Linked DNA regions of Homo sapiens: region 1 is linked to region 2. A link is an interaction called in ENCODE POLR2A ChIA-PET data of the cell type or tissue named here. Cell type or tissue: A673. All regions are shown on one strand. Each heading gives the region's core, and the rest is flanking DNA. Links, peaks and the distances in the headings are about the cores only. Region 1 holds the start of CLPSL2 (colipase like 2). Region 2 overlaps FKBP5 (FKBP prolyl isomerase 5).

What was found. ChIA-PET counts read pairs that join two places held together with the same protein. Peaks named below come from ENCODE experiments on the same cell type or tissue, not always from the same donor. Only the 100,000 strongest peaks of a DNase experiment are listed, where the experiment ranks them.
Region 1: POLR2A ChIA-PET joins it to region 2 with 6 read pairs; 4 of 35 experiments call an interaction of 5 or more read pairs at or near these places.

Annotation. Positions count from the first base shown.
Region 1 is chr6:35,770,538-35,777,178 of GRCh38, reverse strand. CLPSL2 (colipase like 2) reads right to left here and starts at 581. Exons shown (of 3, transcript NM_207409.4): 1 at 477-581. The coding sequence starts at 560. It also overlaps the pseudogene CMPK1P1. RefSeq lists silencers at 471-600, 6,081-6,281 and an enhancer at 5,966-6,025. In A673, for the core only: no CTCF peak of the experiment used is centred there; no DNase peak of the experiment used is centred there; H3K4me3 peaks cover 423 bases; H3K27me3 peaks cover 1,418 bases.
Region 2 is chr6:35,655,771-35,662,849 of GRCh38, reverse strand. All of the region lies in intron 1 of FKBP5 (FKBP prolyl isomerase 5), which reads left to right. Among named protein-coding and RNA genes, the nearest start is that of MIR5690, 5.5 kb to the left of the region's middle. RefSeq lists an enhancer at 1-154. In A673, for the core only: no CTCF peak of the experiment used is centred there; no DNase peak of the experiment used is centred there.

The DNA of each region.
Region 1 (6,641 bases), core at 1-4,000, 120 kb before region 2:
AGTCCCATTTTGCGGGGCAGGGTTGGGGGATGAGAATGAAGGGGCTGCGGGCTCGAAAAAGAGGGAGAGAAAGAGGAGAAAAGGGGAGAGCCCTCGTGCCTGGAAGAATCACTAGACAGTGAGAGGAGGTGGAAGAAGAGGAGGAGAAACCAGAGCATGCAGGGTGGGTTTGCCTGTGAGCAGTTTGGGGAGGGAAGCGAGCCCAGGACTGAGGCCATCGGAAGGGGCACGGGCGGGGGAGGTGGAGGGAGCGAGGGTGCTGGTCATAGGCCAATTTCTCTCCCCTCTGAGGCCACCAGGGGAAAGTGAAGCGGCTTTTGAAGTCCGTCTGAGGATGCCCCAGGCTACCCGCCTGGGTGTGGTTCCGGACCCACCTCTCCCTTTCAGGCTGCCCGGCGCCTTCGGGCTCCAGTGCCCCGGCGGCGGGGCCACCCTCTCCTGCGGTCGCGGCCGGCTGGGCGCGCTCCCCGGCTCACCTTTTTATATTGCGGAAGCGCGCTCCAGAGGGGCAGCACCGCCCCCGACAGGACCCCCGCCACGAGCGCCAGGGCTGCGGCCATGGGCCTGGGCGGCAGAGCAGCGGCGGGGTTCCGAGGGGCCGCGGGATAAAACCTCTTCCCCGGCCACGTGACCCGGCGCCCCAGGCCACCCCGGCGGAGGAGGGACGTGGAGGGCGAGGACGCCTGCGGAAGGGAAGGAGGGAGGAAAGGCGCTCAGGCTCGCACGGGCGGGATTCCAGACTGTAGGGGCCCTGGGAGCCTCCATACGTGTTACTTCCAAGTAGAAGCTTGAAACTGTAAGATAAAACTCTATTTTTATTGTAAGATAAAACTCTATTTTATTGTATTTATTTATTTTACAGACGGAGTCTCGCACTGTCGCCCAGTGCAGTGGCGTGATCTCGGCTCACTGCCATCTCCGCCTCCCAGGTTCAAGTGATCCTCCTGCCTCAGCCTCCCGAGTAGCTGGGACTACAGGTGTGCGCCACCACGCCGGGATAATTTTAAAAATTTCTGTAGAGACGGGGGTCTCCCCATGTCGCCCAGGCTGGTCTCTAACTCCTGGCCTCAAGTGATGGTCCTGCTTCAGCCTCCCAAAGTGCTGGGATTACAGGTGTGAGCCACCGCACCTGGCCTCAAAACTTTATTTTTATAAACGGCACAAAACATATATGCTGAAATAAAAAGAGCTTCCTTCCTGATGTTGATTCTCTGTCTGCCCTTGCAGCCCCAGATTCTCCCCTTACCTTCGGGATAATCCAGCCCCACCCTCTGGGCTGCTCACACCCGCTGCAGGCCCCATTCTCCTCTTCTGTAAGAACCAGGAGGTGGGACAAGATGGTCTCTAAGTCTTAAATCTCTTGCAGTCTTAATCATTCTATTAATTGTCTAAGGATTTGTCTGTGAATTGTGTGAAAGTCAAGATGTGGGGGCAAAATGGAGAAGTGGGAAGAGAAGAAAACTCAGAATAGGGAGGAGGGTTAAGGGAGAGCTAGAGCTGCACAGAGCAATCCTGGAACCGGGGGAGGCAGGCCTTCCTCAGGACTTCCCTATGGATGAAGCTTCCACCTCACCCCACCTGCCTGCTTCTGCTTTTTTTTAATTTCTATTTTTTTTTAATTTTGTATTGTTAATATTTGTTATAGAGACAGGTTGTCCTTATGTTGTCCAGGCTGGTCTTGAACTCATGGGCTCAAGAGATTCTCCTGCCTCGGCCTCCCAAAGTGGTGGGATTACAGACGTGAGCCACCACTCCCAGCCTGCTTCTGCTTTTGAAGTTTCGCTTAAGAAATGAACCGAGGAATCCTGTCTTGGTGGGGAATAACAGCCAAGAATAACAGCCCCCACCGCACTCAGAGGGCCTTGTATCCATTATTTCCGTGAGCCCTCCCTGTATTAACACTAGCTGTCACAGAGTAATTAACACTGGCTGTAACAACAGAACTCCTGGAATTTCGTGGCTTGGCACAATAATGCTTTATGTACAGTCTGATTTGGGGCAAGATACCCTTCTTCCATCCTGTAGCCATCTATAAGACTGGCCTCTGGCTGGGCATGGTGGCTCATGCATGTATTCACAGCACTTCGGGAGGCCAAGGAGAGAGGATCAGTTGTTTTGGGGGTTTTTTTGGTTTTTTTTTTTTTTTTTTTTTTTTTTTTTTTTGAGACAGAGTCTCACGCTATTGCCCAGGCTGAAGTGCAATGGCACAATCTCGGCTCACTGCAACCTCCGCAAAGTGCTGGGATTACCAGTGGGAGTCACCATGCCCGGCTGAGAGGATCTCGTGAGCTCAGGAGTTCAAGGCCAGCCCTGGGCAATATAGTGAGACCTCATTGCTACAAAAAAAATTTAAGAAATTAGCCAGACATGGTGGCACATGCATGTAGTCCTGGCTACTCGGGAGGCTGAAGCTGCAGTGAGTTATGATCGTGCCACTGCACTCCAGCATGGGCAACAGAGTGAGACCCTGTCTCAAAAAAAAAAAAAAAAACTAGCATCCAAGGTCTCCATGGAAGACCTGCCTTCTCCACTCACAAACCACCTGCTGGAACTAGTCACATGATCCCAACCCTCTAACCTTCTGCAAGGGAGGCTGGGAAATTCAAAGGAGTCTTGGAATATTTAGCATCTACTATCATTTCTGCTGCGTAACTCTTAGCCCTGTTTTACAGACTAGGAACCTGAAGGCTCAAGATAAAGTTACTTGCCCAAGGAACAGGATTAAATGGCAGAGTCAGATATAAATCCAGGGCATTCTAGCTCCTGGGTCCAAGTTCTTACCACTGATCTACACTGCTGCGGGCGGCCAGAGGGCTTTGGCCCTAGTAAGGGGGTTCCCATCATTACCTAGTAAGGGGGCTCCAGCAGTCGCGGTCTGAGCTCTCTTCATATGTGTGTTCTGCTACCTTGGCTGACTAGCGACCCATCCACGCAGACCATTTGTGAACTGGAGAGGAGGCCTGGGGATGGATACTTCCTTGTACTGCTTCACCGGCTTCCTTTGCCCATACCCCCATGACCGTTAGATACTTGAGAAGTATTGTTGACTGCTTAGGAAAGTGGCAAATTTGAAGGCAAGGGGCCAGCAACTGCGTGTCAGGGTTAGCAGCCCCTGGGGAACCCACTGAAGGCCCTGAGGGGTGGTGAAGCCCCTGGAATTCTGTACAAAATATTATGGGCATGGCTTTTTTTTTTCTTAAGCCAGAGATCTTCCGGTTTCCTCAAAAACAACTAGTTCAGAACCTTTATTTTCAGTTGAGGAAACCGAGGCCCAGAGAAGGCAGGGACTTCTCCCAGTAACTCAGCTGGTGAGTAGCAGAGCCAGGCCTAGCTCTGCTCCTGACTCCAAGTCCTGTACCATGGCCTGCCAGCACCGGTCACAGGCACATGTCCAGGGTACCTCTGCATTGCGGGGGAGTAGGAACAAGATCACCAGGGTCTCCAGCGCCGGGAATCCCTGAGCTGCCTGACCTGTGAGCATGGCCACAGCTCTGCCCAGGGCCCAAAACTGGCCACCTCAGACTTCAGTGAGCAGAAGGGGGTCAGTTCAGGACAGGGGAGCACCTTGCTGGTGGACTTCTTACCCCCTATTTCCTGCCTCTTCACCTTCCCCTCCTCTGACAGTCTCTAACGTCTCACTTCTTTTCTTCTGCATCTTTCTGGTGGTGCAAGTGGTGGTTTCCATGACAATGTTCTCACTGGTCTGCAGCAAAATGAAAACAATAAGGATAATGTAGTAGTGTTTTTGTTAAAGGTAAATATATTCAATTTATTATTATTAAAAAAAAATTTGTTTTTGAGGTGTCACCCAGGCTGTAGTGCAGTAGCGCGATCTGGGCTCACTGCAGCCTTCGCCTCCTGGGTTCAAGCAAGTCTCCTGCCTCAGCCCCCCTCCAAGTAGCTGAGAATACAGGCGCGCGCCACCACGCCCAGCTAATTCTTGCATTTTTAGTAGAGGTAGCGTCTCAACATATTGCCCAGGCAGGGAAATGTATTTAATTTAAAAAGTAATTATTTATTCTGAAATTATGTCTTTTCTACTTCTTTGGTGTTAAAATGTGCTTTTATGAAATAATGGCGATCAGGGGTTCAAGACCAACCTGGCAACAAAGTGAGACCTCTGTCTCTACAAAAAATAAAAGAATTAGCTGGGCATGGTGGCATCTGCCTATGGTCCCAAATACATGGGAGGCTGAGGTGAGAGGATCTCGAGCCTGGGAGGTTGAGGCTGCAGTGAGCCATGCCACTGCACTCCAATCTGGGTGACAGAGATAGACTGTCTCAAAAAAGTAATAATAATTAAATAAAATGGTGATGGTATTTGGAGGTAAAAAATAAAATAAAATATTTAAAAATATATTTTAAAAAAGCAATAATAGCCACGATACAGTAGTAGTTTTGTTTCATTGTTCATGTTCTTTTTTGGCGCATATATATATATATATATATATATATACTTTTTTTTTTTTTTTGAGACCAAGTCTTGCGCTGTCACCCAGGCTGGAGTGCAGAGGTGCCATCTTGGCTCACTGCAACCTCTGCCTCCCAGGTTCAAGCAATTCTCCTGCCTCAGCTTCCCAAGTAGCTGGGATTACAGGCGCCCGCCACCACGCCTGGCTAATTTTTTTGTATTTTTTTTAGTAGAGACAGGGTTTCACCATGTTGGCCAGGCTGGTCTTGAACCCCTGATCTTAGGTGATCCACCGGCCTCCCAAAGTGCTGGGATTACAGGCTTGAGCCACCGAAACTGGCTTTTGGCCAATATATTAAATATATGTGCACAAATTCTGTTAGTCCTCAGAATTTTTTGGAAGTCTTATCAGTCTTTGAAATCCAAAATAAAATTCTGGGGAAAACTGACCTCATGAAAATTGCGCATTACTCAAGTCCTTCCTGAAGGAACTCTAAAAGTAATCTGGGGAGAGTGAGGAACGAGTGGGTGCCCTAAGAGTTTGATATGCAAAGATAGATCAGCAAAGCCTTCCTAGAGAAGAGGACCAGAGTGGGAAGTGTTTGGAGGTGAGGAGGTGGAGGCCTCAAGGTTGTATGTCCCGGACCCTGGCAGGAGAGGGCCGCGCTGTTTTGCTAAGCCTTGAAGGGGGACTGGGATTTGGCAAGCAGAGAGACTAAGGGTTTCCAACCAGGGGTACAGGGTGGGCAAAGGTTTGGAAGTGACAGTGAGTAGCTGTGGGTAGAACAGCAAGGAGATGGTGTCTGCTTGTTGGGGATACAGATTGGAGATGGGGCGGTCAGCGTGCAAAGGAACTTGAGGGTCTGTGGGAATAGCCCCTGTTGAGGTGGCTCCTCAGTGGAAAGCTGGGTTGGTGGTGGCAATGCTAGAGTCAGAGCAGGGGGACCTGAGCCATTGAGCCAGGGGTGCAGGGTGAGGGTGGGGTTGCCCTGCTCTGTCTGTGAGGACAGGAGGGTCTCTAGAAGGAGAGGCCCAGCATGCCCAAGGGAGATCAGCTCTTTCCCAGCTTCTAGTCACCCCACCCACACAACATACTCTGAACCAGGGGCAGGGCTCAGAACACACACTTCTCATTTTACTTCTTCCCGGGACAGGCTGGCCCTGCTGAGAGGCTATCAGCTCAGCTTGGGAGAAAGACAGGCCCGGAGGGAGAAGAGGGAGCTGACCTGCCGCCTCCTCCTGGACTGGGCTGGCCCTTTGACCCTAGGGCTTTGGCCTGAAGGACAGAGTGGGCAGTGGTGTCTGGCGGCCAGGTGTGCTGCCCCATTGCCTTCACCCATGGGAGGGGACTGAGCTTTTCCAAGCAGCTTAGCCTATGACAGGGGCCTTCCTCAGACGGGCCAAGGAGGGCTCCCTACAACCTCTGTGTTCAGGCAAAAGGTTCATGCACAGAGAGGTCTCCAGAGGGGACATAGCAGGGGAATGCCCCGTGCTGCCACCCTGCCCACACCACCTGTGCGTAGGGTGCATGTGTAGACTCGCTGGCTCTAGAGCCCCTTCCTTCTCCCACTCGGTGAGGCTGAGCCACATTTGTGCCTAGTCGCCTTGGCAGTGAGGGCCCCTTGCTTACCTCAAGGAGCCATGAGGGAATCACAACTCCTGTAGCTGCAAGTGAAAGAATTCAAGCCAAAGTATGTAATTTTAACAATAAAAAGCAAAAGAAACAGTATTGGGTCAGTCACCAGGCTGGCCTCAAGGCTCCAAAGAGGAACCACTGACAGGTGTCTCTCTCTTCAGCTTCAGCCTTCAGGCAGCCTCATTTCCTCTCAGGGAGGAAGCCTGCTCTCTGTGGGGGGGAGCAGGGAGCTGTGCACAGCTCTATGCACCTCCCTTCAGCACCCATCTAGAAATTCCTAGAAGACCAGGGGGACTAGGGACCAGAACCTCATGGAACCTGAACAGGGCAGCTCCCCAAAGGCAGGGATATAGGGGGTTGCTGTTTCCTGAGGAATAGGACATGGATGCTGAGTGGGCAGAATTATAGGTGCCCACAACATCCCAAGTTGCCATACACGGAGGATTGCTCTGCTTAAGACCATACCTGGGCCGGGCGCGGTGGCTCACACCTGTAATCCCAGCACTTTGGGAGGCCGAGGTGGGCAGATGATGAGGTCAGGGGATCGAGACCATCCTGGCTGACACGGTGAAACCCCTTCTCTACTAAAAATAC
Region 2 (7,079 bases), core at 2,084-6,083:
TACAGACATTTCATATTCAGTAGGTATTCATGGTGTGTAGGATTCATAGTATAATTAGAAAACTATTGGCTTTCAAACAACTAAGGGCCAAAAGCAGCAAAAATGAATGCACAATTAAAATGAGTTCCTATTAACAAAACAAATTTACTGTAATTATGATAGCTAGGTAATCCTTGTTCTCTTATATATTTATATATACTTACTAGTGGCACCAAATATTAGTATACCCAGTTTGAGATGCAGTTTGTTGAAATATATTTGGACACAGCCAGGCGTGATGGCTCACATCTGTAATCCCAGCACTTTGGGAGGCTGAGGTGGCAGGATCGCTTGAGCCCAGGAGTTCAAGAACAGCCTGGGCAACATAGTGCGACCTTGTCTCTACAAAAAAAAAAAAAAATTAAAAAATTAGCTGGGTGTGGTTGTGCATGTCTCTAATCCCAGCTACTCAGAAGGCTGAGGTGGGAGGACTATTTGAGCCTGGCAGGTTGAGGCTGTAGTGAGCCATGACTGTGCCACTGTACTCCAGCCTGAGCAACAGAGCAAAACTCTGTCTCAAAAAAAAAAAAAAAAGACACGTAAATAAATGCTCATGGTTTTTGACAAGGTCATACCACTTCTGAAAATCTTCTTAAGAAAATAATACAAACTAGCCAGCCACAGTGGCTTTTGCATGTAAATCTCAGCAACTTGGAAGACTGAGGCAGGAAGATCACTTGAGCCCAAGAATTTGAGATCAGCCTGGGCAACATAGCAAGACCTTGTCTCTATTAAAAAAATAAATAAATAAAAAAGAGAAAGTAACAAAAACTAAATGATAATTACAACATCTACTACTACTAATGTTGAAAGTATACCATGTAACAGGCACTGTACAAAGCCCTTTATGTGCATTACTTTAGTCCTCACAATCCCAAGAGATGTTGATAACTGATAACCTTGTGTTTTAGATAGGGAAACTGTGGCACAAAGAAGGTAAGTGACTTGCACAAGATCATACAGTTGCTATGTTGTCAAGCTAAGATTCTCACTCAAGCAGACTGTGTTCAAGAAGCCATACTCTTTTTTTTTTTTTTTTTGAGACGGAGTTTTGCTCTTGTCACCCAGGCTGTAGTGTGCAGTGGCTCGATCTCTGCTCACTGCAACTGCCTTCTGGGTTCAAGTGATTCTCCTGCCTTAGCCTCCTGAGTAGCTGGGATTACAGGCACTTGCCACCACACCCGGCTAATTTTTGTATTTTTAGTGGAGACGGGGTTTCACCATGTTGACCAGGCTAGTCTTGAACTCGTGACCACAGGTGATCTGCCCACCTCAGCCTCCCAAAGTGCTGGGATCAGGCACGAGTCACCGCGCCCAGCCAAGAAGCCATACTTTCAATTACATATGATAAAAGCTTAGGCACAAAAATGTTCATAGCAGTGTTATATAGTATTAATAAGTTGGAAGGAATGTATATCATTCATGAATTATGGTCATCCATTGAGTAGAATAATTTTTTAGCAGCTTAATTGAGATAAAATTCACATACCATAATATTCTCCCCTTTAAAGTGTACAATTCAGGCCGGGTGTGGTGGCTCATGCCTGTAATCCCAGTACATTGGGAGGCTGAGATGAGAGGATCACTTGAGACCAGGAGTTCAAGACCAGCCTGCTCAATGTAGCGAGACCCCATATCTCTATAAATAAATAAATACATAAAATAAGGTAAATCAAAAATAAAATAAAGTATATAATTCAGTGGTTTCCAGCATATTTCCAGATTTGTGCAACTATTACTGCTGTCCCACTTTGGAACATTTATAACCCTAAAAAGAAATCTCCCACTCCCCATTTCCTCCTGTTTCCCCTAACCCTAAGCAACCACCAGTCTCCTTTCTGTCTCTATGAATTTGCCTATTCTGAACCTTTCGTATAAATGGGATCATATAATGTATGGCCTTTCATGATTGGCTGCCTTCAAGTGAAATTAATAGTCCTAAATATGCACCTAATAACAGAGCTTCAAGATACATGAATCAGAAACTGATAGAACTTGAAAGGATAAGTAGATCTAAAATTATAGTTGGAGATTTCAATACCTCACCTGTCTCTCAATAATTGATAGAACAAGTAGACAAAAAATAATTTAGAAGATGTGAACTACATTGTCAACTAACCTAATTGACATTTACATAGTATTCTACCCAATACAAGCAGAATACACATTCTTTTCAGTTGCACACAGCACAGGACATTTAATAAGATAGATCATATTTTTGTTCATAAAATAGTGTCAGTGTTGGCCAGGCGCGGTAGCTCATGCCTGTAATCCCAGCACTTTGGGAGGCCGAGGCGGGAGGATCACCTGAGCTCGGGAGTTTGAGACCAGCCTGACCAACATGGAGAAACCCTGTCTCTACTAAAAATACAAAATCAGCCGGGCGTGGTGGTGCATGCCTATAATCCCAGCTACTCAGGAGGCTGAGGCAGGAGAATCGCTTGAACCTGGGAGGCACGGGTTGCGGTGAGCTGAGATTGCGTCATTGCACTCCAGCCTGGGCAACAAGAGCAAAACTCCGTCTCAAAAAAAAAAAAAAAAAAAAATAGCATCAATGCATTTAAAGTGACTTAGATCATAAAGTATGTATGCTGACCAAAAGGGAGTTAAATTAAAAGTCAATAACAGAAAGATACTTGGAAAATTATTAAATATTTAGAAACTAATGTATTCCTAAGAAGCCCACAGGTCAAAGAAGAATATCAAAGATGAATTTAGAAAGTATTTTGTACTTAATGAAAATCATATCAGAATATGTGGGTTGTGGTTAATGCAAATGTTTAGGGGAAAATTCATAGCACTAAATGTCTATATTGGGTAAGAAGTAAAATCACAAATCAGTGTCCTCAGCTTTCACCTTAAGAAATTAGAAAAAGAAGGGAAAATTAAACCCAAAGTAAACAGAGGAAAAGAGTTAAGGATAAAAGCCAAAATTAGTGGAATAGAAAAAAAGAAAACTAGTAGAGAAAGTCAGTGAAATCAAAAGCTGGTTCTTTGAGAACAATGAAATTGATAAAACTCTAACCTGACTAATCAGGAATCAGAGAGAGAAGACAACTTACCAATATCAAGAATGAAAGAATTGCTAACAAAGCTCAGATTCTATAATTATTAAAAGGATGAGAGAATAATATGAATTACTTTATAGTAATACATTAGACAGCTAGATGAAATGTGCAAATTCCTTGAAAGATACAAAATACCTAAGCTCACTGAAGAAGAAACAACCTGAAAAGTCCTATATCTATTAAAGAAATTGAATTCGGCCAGGCTTGGTGGCTCACGCCTATAATCCCAGCACTTTGGGAGGCTGAGGTAGGCGGATCACCTGAGGTCGGGACTTTGAGACCGGCCTGACCAACATGGAGAAACCCCATCTCTACTAAAAATACAAAATTAACTGAGTGTGGTGGCGCATGCCTGTAATCTCAGCTACTCCAGAGGCTGAGACAGGAGAATCGCTTGAACCCAGGAGGCAGAGGTTGCAGTGAGCCAAGATGGTGCCACAGCACTCCAGCCTAGGCAACAGGAGCGAAACTCAGTCTCGAAAAAAAAAAAAAAATTGAATTCCCACAAAGAAAACTCTAGGCCTACATGGTATTCCTGATTCTACCAAACATTTTAGGAAGTCATAATACCAATTTTACACAAACTCCTCCATAAAATTGATAAAGATGGAATATTTCTTAAGTCACTCTATGATTTTTATTATTTATTTACTTATTTCTTCCTGAACCAGGGTCTCGCCCTGTTGCCCAGGCTGGAGTGTGGTTGTGTGATGGTGTGATCATGGCTCACTGCAACCTCCACCTCCTGGGCTCAAGCCGTCTTCCCACCTCAGCCTCTGAGTAGCTGGGACTACAGGTGTGTGCCACCATGCTCAGCTAATTTTTGTATTTTTTGGTAGAGATGGGGTTTTGCCATGTTGCCCAGATTGGTCTCGAACTCCTGGGCTCAAGCAATCCACCCGCCTTAGCCTCCCAAAATGCTGGGATTACAAGTGTAAGCCACCACACCCAGCCAGCAATATTTTTTAACAAAATTTTAGTAAATTGAATCCAACAACATATAAAAATGATAAAATACAGTGACCAAATAGGGTTTATTCCAGGTATCCAAGGTTGGTTTAACATTTGAAAACCAATGTCATGTACCACATTAGCAAGAGAAAGCATATGATCAGCTCAATAGATGCAGAAAAAACATTTAACAAAGTTTAACATGCCTTGCTGATGAAAACTCAGCAAACTAGGAAAATAAGGGAACTTCTCAATATGATAAAGGGTATCTGTGAAAAACCAATAGCTGAAATCATAGTTAATGCTGAAAGACTGAATGCTTTCCCTATATAATATTTAGAACAAGTCAAGATATCTGCTATTCCCAATTGTGTTCAGCATTGTTCTGGAGGTTCTTTTTTTTTTTTTTTGACGGAGTCTCAAAAAAAGACGGAGTCGCCCAGGCTGGAGTGCAGTGGCGCAAACTCGGCTCACTGCAAGCTCTGCCTCCTGGGGTTCACGCCATTCTCCTGTCTCAGCCTCCTGAGTAGCTGGGACTACAGGCGCCCGCCACCACGCCCGGTTAATTTTTGGATTTTTAGTAGAGATGGGGTTTCACCGTGTTAGCCAGGATGGTCTGGATCTCCTAACCTCGTGATCCACCCACCTCGGCCTCCCAAAGTGCTGGGATTACAGGCATGAGCCACTGCGCCTGGCCAATTTTTGTATTTTTTTTTTTTTTTTTTAGTAGAAACAGGGTTTCACCATGTTGGCCAGGCTGGTCTCAAACTCCTGACCTCGTGATCTGCCTGCCTCAGCCTCCCAAAGTGCTGGGATTACAGGTGTGAGCCACTGTGCCTGGCCTTATAATTTTATTACAAAATTGAGAAACCAGATGTTTTACTTTATGTTTTCTAAATTTCTGAATGTATTTTCAGAATGATATAAAATGTTAAATTTTATTTTAGATTAGAACATTGTTATCCAACTGGATGATAAATAAAGAAAAGGAAAAGGAAAGAATGTTGTGAGACCCCCTAAGTACAAAATGGAGGAAGTCAATGGAATTCCAAGCTTGAGAGAAATTCTTAGGATCTTGATTGGATGATTAGGTATCGGTGGTAGAGAGAATAATGGATCCTCAAAAATGGAACTTGTAAATATGTTACCTTATAGGGCAGAAAGGACTTTGCAGATGTGAACAAGGTTAAAAGCTTTGAAATGGGGAGATTATCCTGGGTTATCCAGGTGGGCTCAACTTAATCACGTGGGTTCTTAAAAGTGGAAAACTTTCCCAACTATAGTCAGAGAGAGAGATGACTACACAAGAATGATCAAAGAAATGCAGTATTCCCGGCTGAAGATGGAGGAAGGGGGCCACCAGCCAAGAAATGTGGGCAGCCTCTAGAATGTGGAAAAAGCCAGGAGATGAGTGCTCTCCCGGAGCCTCCAGAAGGAATGCAGCCCTGCCAACACCTTGATTTTAGCCCAGTGAGACCCATTCTGGACTTGTGATCTCCAGAACTGTAAGATGATAAATTGGTATTATTTCAGCCACTAAGTTTGTGTTAATTTTTTCTTTTTTCTTTTTTTTACTTGAGACGGAGTCTCACTTTGTCACCCAGGCTGGAGTGCAGTGGCGCGATCTCAGCTCGCTGCAAGCTCCGCCTCCCGGGTTCACGCCATTCTTCTGCCTCAGCCTCCCGAGTAGCTGGGACTACAGGCGCCCGCCACCACTCCCGGCTAGTTTTTTTTTTGTATTTTTAGTAGAGACAGGGTTTCACCGTGTTAGACAGGATGGTCTCGATCTCCTGACCTTGTGATCCACCCACCTCAGCCTCCCAAAGTGCTAGGATTACAGCCGTGAGCCACCGTGCCCGGCTTTTTTTCTTTTTCTTTTTTCTTTTTTTTTTTTTTGAGACGGAGTCTTGCTGTTTCCCCAGGCTGGAGTGCAGTGGCACGATCTCATCTCACTGCAACCTCCACCTCCCGGGTTCAAGCAATTCTCCTGCCTCAGCCTCCTGAGTGGCTGGGATTACAGGCACGCGCCACCATGCCCTGCTAAATTTTGTATTTTTAGTAGAGATGGGTTTTCACTGTGTTGGCCAGGCTGGTCTCAAATCTCGAACTCCTGACCTCAAGTGATCCACCTGCCTCGGCCTCCCAAAGTGCTGGGATTACAGGCATGAGCCACTTTGCCCAGCCTGTTTGTGGTAATTTCTTATGGCATCTGTAGAAAACTAATACCACATGTAAGTGGGTAAAGCTCAGAATTCATATTTTGCCAGAGGGTTGCAATGGAAAGTGAACTCTGTATTGTTAAGATAACTTTCTATCCCTTGGAAATTGTTTTTCCTTCCACATAGCAAACCTCATTTTCCCCAAAAGTAAAACATATATTTATAAATTACTTTTTAATGAATAAATACAAAATAACAGAGTTGGAATAAACCTTAGATATGATTCTAGTCTAACCCCCGAAAAGTATAGATGGAAAAACTGAGTGAGGGCCAGAGATTCCACAGCTAGTTAATAGTAGATCTGAGTTTATTGGCCTTTTCTTCCTTCCATATTTTTATGGAATTTAAGATGGGGATTTAAGATGGCCGAGATTTTTTATTCTTTCTACACAGACTCAAATGCTATTCTTGTACAGTTTTTCTCTTAGGCATATAATGGACTTTGGGAAACAATTTATGTAATAGTGTTTTAATGAGCTAGTACTGTAAGAGGATACAGTATTACATAAAACTTTTGGGTTTTTCTGTCTGCGTCTCAAGTCTGAAACATCTCTTCCTCCAGTTGCTAGTTAATGTATACTCAAATATTGGCAGCTAGGTGTGGTCCTTTGTTCTTGACTGTCCATATTTAAACCAAACTAATCTAATTAATAAGGTAAATCTGCTATGTGTTGTGTATGTACAGACACTCTTATAATGTACTTCAGAGATAGATTTTAATTATGCTTAGGTGTTCTTAATTAGTACTCCTGATTAGAACAGAATTTTATTTTTACTTTTATAGTTAAACGCTCAGGTACAG